Regions from separate parts of the Homo sapiens genome. Here region 1 is linked to region 2. A link is an interaction called in ENCODE POLR2A ChIA-PET data of the cell type or tissue named here. Cell type or tissue: GM12878. All regions are shown on one strand.

Evidence for each region. Peaks named below come from ENCODE experiments on the same cell type or tissue, not always from the same donor. Only the 100,000 strongest peaks of a DNase experiment are listed, where the experiment ranks them.
Region 1: POLR2A ChIA-PET joins it to region 2 with 7 read pairs; 4 of 35 experiments call an interaction of 5 or more read pairs at or near these places.

What each region holds. Positions count from the first base shown.
Region 1 is chr16:47,601,089-47,605,088 of GRCh38, reverse strand. The region is part of intron 13 of PHKB (phosphorylase kinase regulatory subunit beta); the gene reads right to left. Among named protein-coding and RNA genes, the nearest start is that of PHKB, 140 kb to the right of the region's middle. In GM12878, no CTCF peak of the experiment used is centred here; no DNase peak of the experiment used is centred here.
Region 2 is chr16:47,521,748-47,525,747 of GRCh38, reverse strand. All of the region lies in intron 6 of PHKB (phosphorylase kinase regulatory subunit beta), which reads right to left. Among named protein-coding and RNA genes, the nearest start is that of PHKB, 62 kb to the right of the region's middle. In GM12878, no CTCF peak of the experiment used is centred here; a DNase peak (open chromatin) is centred at 2,217; H3K27ac peaks cover 943 bases.

The DNA.
Region 1 (4,000 bases), 79 kb before region 2:
TCAAGTTTATGGGCACATTTTTTCCCCACTGCATTGATTTTTATCATTCAGGAGGCAAAAATAGAGTTCTTTATTGTGCCAATTCAATGAAACTGATTTTCTGGTGAAGAGTGACAATCCTGAAAGAACTTATATCCAACAAACTACAGAATATTTCAAATGAAAATAAAAGAACGAGGGTAAGAGATAATGGCTTTCTACATTTACAGTACAGCACCACACCTCCAAGATAATCAAGAATTTCTACAAAATGGAGATATCTGTCTTTAAATCCTTAGAAAATAGGAATTAAGTTAATTAATTTTTTTTTCACAGAAGGTTTATAAAATATACCCTGGGCTCACCCCAAGCAAAAACTGTCCAGCGTAAAAAGAAAATATTAAGAAAAATCTGTTTCTTTAATGAAATAATAATTTAAAGAAAACTTAACAGAGCAAGTATTTTTTGTCATAACACAAAAATTACATAGGACATACTAAAATAGGCTCAGCAGATACTTACAGGGTAAAATTATGTACTTCAAAGCCTAGCTGATTCTCAGCTGTGGTGACACATATTAGTAACACATGTATTATGAAATGAGCTATTTGGAGAAAAAGAAAATGCAGATCCTTAACCTCATATTATACCAGAAAATTCCAAATACATGTGTGTGTGTGTGTGTATGCATTTTAGTCAACTGATTAACAAGGATGGACTTTCTAAAATTAAATGGTAAATTCCACAGCAAAAACTAAATAGGAAAACACTGGTAGATCTGAGTGTGTAAAGATTTTAACTTCTGCTCATGAAAATATAGCAAAAGCAAAATTTAAAGGCAAACAAACTAGGAAAATATCAGAGAGGTTTTATACACTTAATATATAAAACATTCATGTAGGCTGATAAGAAAAACCATAAAACCAAGATTAAATGGGCAAAAAAAATTACTAGACAATTCACAGAAGAGTGACTAAGAAATATGTTTCTAATAGTCAGAATATAAATGAAAACAAGACTCAATTTATTATCTTATTAGGTTAGCAATGTTTTTGCTTTTAATAGGAATATTTAATGCCACAGAGGTTACAGGTGACACAAGCACCCTGTAGACTCCTGATAAATCAATAAACTCTGCTAGTCATGAGCTCTGTAACCTTGGGTGAGTTGTTAAACTCTTATGGGCCTTAGTTTCCTCACCTATGCCACATAGTACCCATCTCAGAGAGATGTTAGGAGGATTACTTAGGATGATGTTTGTAAGAGGCAGAGCACAGAATGTGACATATAAGAAAGTCAGTTATTGGCCAAGCGTGGTGGCTCATGCCTGTAATCCCAGCACTTTGGGAGGCCAAGGCGGGCAGATTGCCCGAGCTCAGGAGTTCGAGACCAGCCTGGGCAACATGGTGAAACCCCGCCTCCAATAAAAATACAAAAAATTAGCCGGGCGTGGTGGTGAGCACCTGTAGCCCCAGCTACTTGGGAGGCTGAGGCAGGAGGATTGCTTGAACCCTGGAGGCAGAGGTTGCAGTGAGCCGAGATAGTGCCACTGCACACCAGCCTGGGCGACACAGCGAGACTCCATCTCCAAAAAAAAAAAAAAAAAGAAAGTCAGTTATTTATACATAAAGCTAAAGAAAGTCTTCCCAGGTGAAGCCTTTAAAGTAATACTACATGTGCTTCCCGATGTTTATAATGCCTGCTGCACAGAAATCCCACTTTAGGTCACTAGCCATCACATGGGTAACATGAGAAAGATAATGAAAATATTCTTGAAGTTTCCTGAAGTGCAACAACTGGGAAATCTCTTAGCAACCAACATGTAAAAATATACCTGTACACTCTTTTCTATTCATTTTATCTTGAACGGAGCAGTAAGAAAACCACGTGCTATCCTGAAGAGTCAACTGCATTTGAAGACAACAGATCAAAGAAAATCAAGACCTCAGTTTCTTATGTCCTTATATACATACACTAGGGGACACTTGATGAATGATTTTAAGTTTAAAAAGCATTAGATTTCCAGGTTTACTCAGTAGCTTTTATATTTGAGATCAATTGGGCAAGAAATGTCATGAATAAAATCAAATGCAAAAGGACTTATTTTTGTTACATACACTGGAATTAGGAAGTGGTTTGTCAGAATAATTAGGTTGCCCTTAGAGAGAGAGAGAGAGACAGAGAGAAGTATTTCCTATAACTCTTGTTAGTGAGCTACTGGATATCCATAGTCACTATCAAAGAGTAGGCCTCTATAAATAGAAGCAGAGATCAACAAGTAGATGAATGGTAAAGTATGAACAGAAAGTGGAAGAACCATTTAAACATGTATTTGTCCCATAGTAAATGCTTTATGTGTATTTCCTTACCAGCTAATCCTTATAACATAAAAATAAAAAATTAATGCTCATGGAAGTTAAGAAAACTCAGATCACACAGGTAGTAAGTGGCAGATTTTACATTCAAATCCTGGACTGTCTGATTCCTAAGCTCATAATCCACAAACTCTTCACCTTTCACTACAGCACAGGAAAAATGTAAGAAAAGAAAAAAAAAAAAAAAAAAAAGGAAGAGAAGCTAGGGAGGGAGAAAGTAGAAGAAAAAGATGATAATGTCAGAGAAATAATCTGTAACCCCATGGTTACAAGTTTGCTGGGTGTTAATAATCATTTAAAATATAATTTCTACAGGAAAAATAAATTGGCTTCCAAACAATCACTTACCAAAGAACTTTGGGAACCCAAGAAATTAAGTTGGGAACTTCGTATATATATAACACTTTGGATATTTTAAAGTACTTCTATATCCATTTTATCACTTTAAAAGTAGCTTGTTAGTGTTCCAAGGAAATTAAATAATACCCATCCCCAAAAGAAAAAGATCCTGCCAGGCATGGTGATCTGTGGCCATAGTCCCAGCTACTCAGGAGGCTGAGGTAGGAGGATCACTTGAGCCCAGGAGTTTGGGACTCCATTGAGCTATGATGGTACCACTGCACTCCAGCCTAGGTGACAGAGTGAAACTCTCTTGTCTCTTAAAAAAAATTCTGTTGTGAGATTCAAGCAAATTTTCATTAACCTGAGTATTCTGGGAGTTTGTGTATATTGGAGAGAAAGTTGTAGTTAACTAAAATTGCTTAATATTTAAGTTTACCAAGAGAATATATCTTGTTTTAACCATTAATGTTTATTAATGTTTTCAAAATATCCACCCTAAAAAAATTATTGTATTCACCTGCCTTAAATTATACAATATGTAAAGTTCTAATCTTTAATGAGCTGGGATAATGTAGTAGTACCTGAATGAAGATCATCACTATGAATGTCTGATGTACAGGATAAGAAAAGTTAGTTGCATATATGGAAAAGACAAGCTGAAGTCTAGAAGTCAGTTTTTTTTTTTTTTGAGATGGAGTCTTGCTCTGTCACCCAGGCTGGAGTGCAGTGGCATGATCTTGGCTCACTGCAACCTCCGCCTCCCAGGTTCAAGCGATTCTCCTGCCTCAGCCTCCTGAGTAATTGGGACTACAGGTGCGTGCCATCATGGCTGGCTAATTTTTTGTATTTTTAGTAGAGATGGGGTTTCACTGTGTTAGCCAGGATAGTCTTGATCTCCTGACCTCATGATCCGCCTGCCTCGGCCTTCCAAAGTGCTGGGATTACAGGCATGAGCCACCACACCTGGCCCTAGAAGTCAGATTTTTAAAAGCTGATATGTTAGTATCTCTTTTTAGGACATAGTGAATAAGAACATATATTAAAGTTATATAATGGCCTTTATAATGGTTATCTAATGGTTTTAGAGTAATGTTATCATTAACTTTATATTTCTTTAGTTTTCTGAATCTCAAAAAAAATTTCAATTCAAACATCAAGATTTTCAAGCAATTTTTTGAGACAGGGTCTCACTCTATTGCCCAGGCTACAGTGCAGTGGTGCAATCATGGCTCACCACAACCTTGACCTCCAGGGCTCAGGTGATCCTCTGGCCTCAGCCTCCTGAGTAGCTGGGACTACAGCCA
Region 2 (4,000 bases):
TCTAAAGATGAATAATGAAGAGTTGGGCATTTCACTTAAGATGAACAAAGATTTGTGCTTTTCATCATTGCGTTGTTTTCGGCTAGCAAAAAAAATCCTTAAAGCTCATAAAACACACGGTGGGGCAGATTAATGGATTAACACCATAAGGTCATTTAGGGACCCAAGTTCCTTCCATCTCTTGTTCCCTAGGAGTTTTCTTAGGCAGGGGAGAAAAGAGTTATTTTTATGTATTTTGTACAAGATGTGTTTTGTTCAATTCAGATTGACAGTCATCATCTCTTCAAACAGTGCTTTTCCCCAATTCTCTCCATTTTGAAATAGATTTACCTTATTTCATATATTTTTTCCTATTTATACATCTCTTAACACTGATAGAAAGTAGTTATCTTTTTAATGCTCTGCCTTATTGAAGAAAAAGCCACCCCTTTCCTAAAATAGTGATCATTTGTGGGTAAAAACTCCAGACATATTAAAATCAAAGAATAAATCTTTTCTCAACTAAACTGTATCTGCCTCCTGCTCAAAATATTAAAATAGTTTGTCCTTGGGGAATTCTCCCTCTCCTGCAGGTGACAAGTGAACCGTATGCAATACTAAAGAACTTTCATCCCAGGATTTCAAGATTTTAGGGAAAAAATGGATAATTTATGTAATTATAATAAAAATTCTACTGAAAATTCACAAACTTTGCCTGACTCAGAATACTAAAGCCAACTAAAAAGTAATAGCCACTTTTCAATACCACTGGATAACAAATAATATAACTTGATTTAAAAATTCCCATAAAAGAATTTTTAAAAAAATTTTAAAAGATTTTTAAAAATCGTAAGTGAGTCAAGTAGAATTTTCATGATATAGTAAAAAGAAAAATATTAAAGTGTTCCCTTTTAAGACTTCCCAGTCAGGCAACACGGGGATACTGAATGAAGGAATTTCAGAACTGGAAAAAATATCCTCAAAGAATGTTATTAGCAGATCAAACACAAATGAATACTAACGTTAGCCCCTAATCTTATCATTAGTAGCTTCATTCCCATGGTGGCTGAGAATATGTGGTCAATAGTAACTGATTCAAAATACACAGATACTGCAAAGAAAAAGGCACGCACCACCACTCCCAGGTAATTTTTGTATTTTTAGTAGATACAGGGTTTCACTATGTTGGCCAGGCTGGTCTCGAACTCCTGACCTCAGGTGATCCACCAGCCTCAGCCTCTCAAAGTGCTGGGATTACAGGCGTGAGCCACCCCACCCAGCCTGGTTGTATATTTCTGACACATGTTACAGAATGTCAGACAGCCATTAAAAGTGTTGTATATAGATGTTTAAATGTAGCAAAATGTATGCAGCATATTAAAGTATTTTTTTTAAGGCAGTTAAAAAACACACTGGGACTCCAGGGTTAATGGATCTTATAAAATGACTGAACTGCAGGATAAAAAGGTTTTCTTTGGCAGTAGGGGAAGGTACAAATATAAAGTTACATAAACAATAATTACTGAAAAACAAACGGAATCCAAATCACGGAACAGCAGAGGAAAGGCCTCAGGAAATCCAATTGTTCACACAAGCAGTAAGAATATTGACAAAACTCATCAAACTTTTTCAGAACTCCGGAAATTCAACAAGAGCATACAACGATCCGAGCATTAAATCAAGAAAAATGGCTGAAACCTCACTAAGTAGAGTGAGCTTTGGGGTATGTGAAATTGCCCTATTCTCAACCCTTCTCCCCAACTCTGTAGTAGGTTTATATATCAACAGCCACAAAATCATAGTACACATGAAAAACCAGCAGACTAGCAACAACATGAAGGAGGAACAGAACAGCTTTAGAACTCCCCCAAATCACCATCTTAGTAAACTGTTACTATTTGAATGTCTGACAGCTCCTTGAACACAGGCATTAAGAGCTTTTCTTTAAATGACCTCAGAGCTCACATAGATGCAAATGGCCTTTTTTCTAGGCATATAAAGGAAATAATCAGTTGCAACCATTTAACACTGCAGCTGCCTAAAACAAATCTTCTTAAACCTGGGGGATGAAGTGTCCACGGGGGCCACTGAAAATCTCCAACATATTCCTGGAAAGTCAGAAAGCTATGCACACACATAGGTGTGGGCCTATAGTAAGTAAAGACCTGAGCTAATACTCCCACACCTCTGGCTGAACTGGATGCTCTACAAAAGCAGGAAGTGAAAGCTCAAGTAGAATTGGGCACTTCCTATGAGAGCTTTCAAGTTATGCCTAACACATACAGTGAGAAACTCTGCAAAGGCTAGGAGACTGATTCGTTCAAAGCATTTAAGTAAATTCCTGTTCAATCATTAACTGACCAGTAAGCTAACTCAGCAAAGACCTCAATGGCCACCTATGACAAAGAATACATAATTCACAGAAAATTTTCAGGAAAGATGCTAAACAAACAGGCAACTCCACAAATATAAACATCAACACCACCACACTTTGAAGTAGGGAGACCTGATTTCTGGAGTTAATATATTATTCTAAATGTCCAGTTTTAACAAAGAAAGATGAGACATGCAAAGAAACAAGAAATTGTGGTCTGTATATCTGAAAAATGAAATTAATAGACACTGTCCCTGATAAAGTCCAAACACTGGACTTACTAGACAAAGACTTTAAATCAAATATTCTAAATATGCTCAAAGGGCTGAAGGAAATCATGTACAAAGAACAAAAGGAACTCCTGAGAAAGATGTCACACCAAATAGACAAAATCAATAGAGACAGAAATTACTAAAAAAAAAAAAAAAAAAAATTGACTTGAAAAGGCAATAATGTGAATAACCATGTTCAATAATGTACAGAGATCATACCAAGGATGTTTTCCCACCATCATGGAATGAAATTATAAATCAGTAACAGAAAGAAATTTAAAAATTCACAAATATGTGAAAATTAAAAACTGTACTACTAAATAAACAATGGGTCAAAGAAAAACTCACGAGAGAAATCAAAAAACACATTGAGATGAATGAATAAAAAAACCACAGAATATCAAAACTAATGGCATGCAGATAAGTAGAGGGAAATTTATAATTGAAAATGCCTGTATTTTAAAAAGAAGAATGATCTCAAGTCAATAATTTAATCTTTTAGCACAAGAAACTAGAAAAAATAAGAGAAAAATGAACCTAAACCAACCAGAAGGAAAAAAATAATAAAGACTAAAAAAAAAATAAATAAAATGGAGAAGAGAAAAATAATTTTAAAAATAAAACCAAAAATTGATTTTTTGAAAAGGCTAACAAAAATCAATAAACCTTTAGCTAGGCTGACCAAGAAAAAAAGGGATAAGACTCAAACTATTAAAGGAAGGATGAAATAAGGGACATTAACATCAATCTTAGAGAAATAAAGAGGACTTAAATAGGATACTATGAACTAATATGTGCCAACAAATTAGATAATCTAGATTAAATAGACAAATTCCTGGAGAAACACAAACTACTAAAACTGACTGAAGAAGAAATAGAAAATCTGAAGAGAAATGGTAATCAAAAACATTTCCATAAAGAAAATCCCAGACCCAGCAAGCTTTACTGATAAAATCTATCAAACATTTAAAGAATTAATACCAATCCTTCAAAAAATAGAAGAGGAAACATTTCCTAACCCATCCTAGGAGTCCATTATTGGCCCTGGTACCAACACCAGACAAAGGTATCTCATCCACATATATAAACCAACAAAACACAGAATGGATATATACCAATATCCATTATGACTATTAATGTAAAAATACTCAACAAAGTATCAGCAAATGAATGCAGTGACATTTAAAAAGGATTATACATCATGACCAAGTAAGATTTATCCCAGATATTTTAGATGGGTTCAAAATAAGAAAATCAATCAATGAAGTAGTATATATTAATTAAATAAAAAACAAAGATCACATAATCATCTCAACAGATATAGAAAAAATATTAAAAATCTAACAACTTTCCATGATGAAAGCACTCAAGAAAC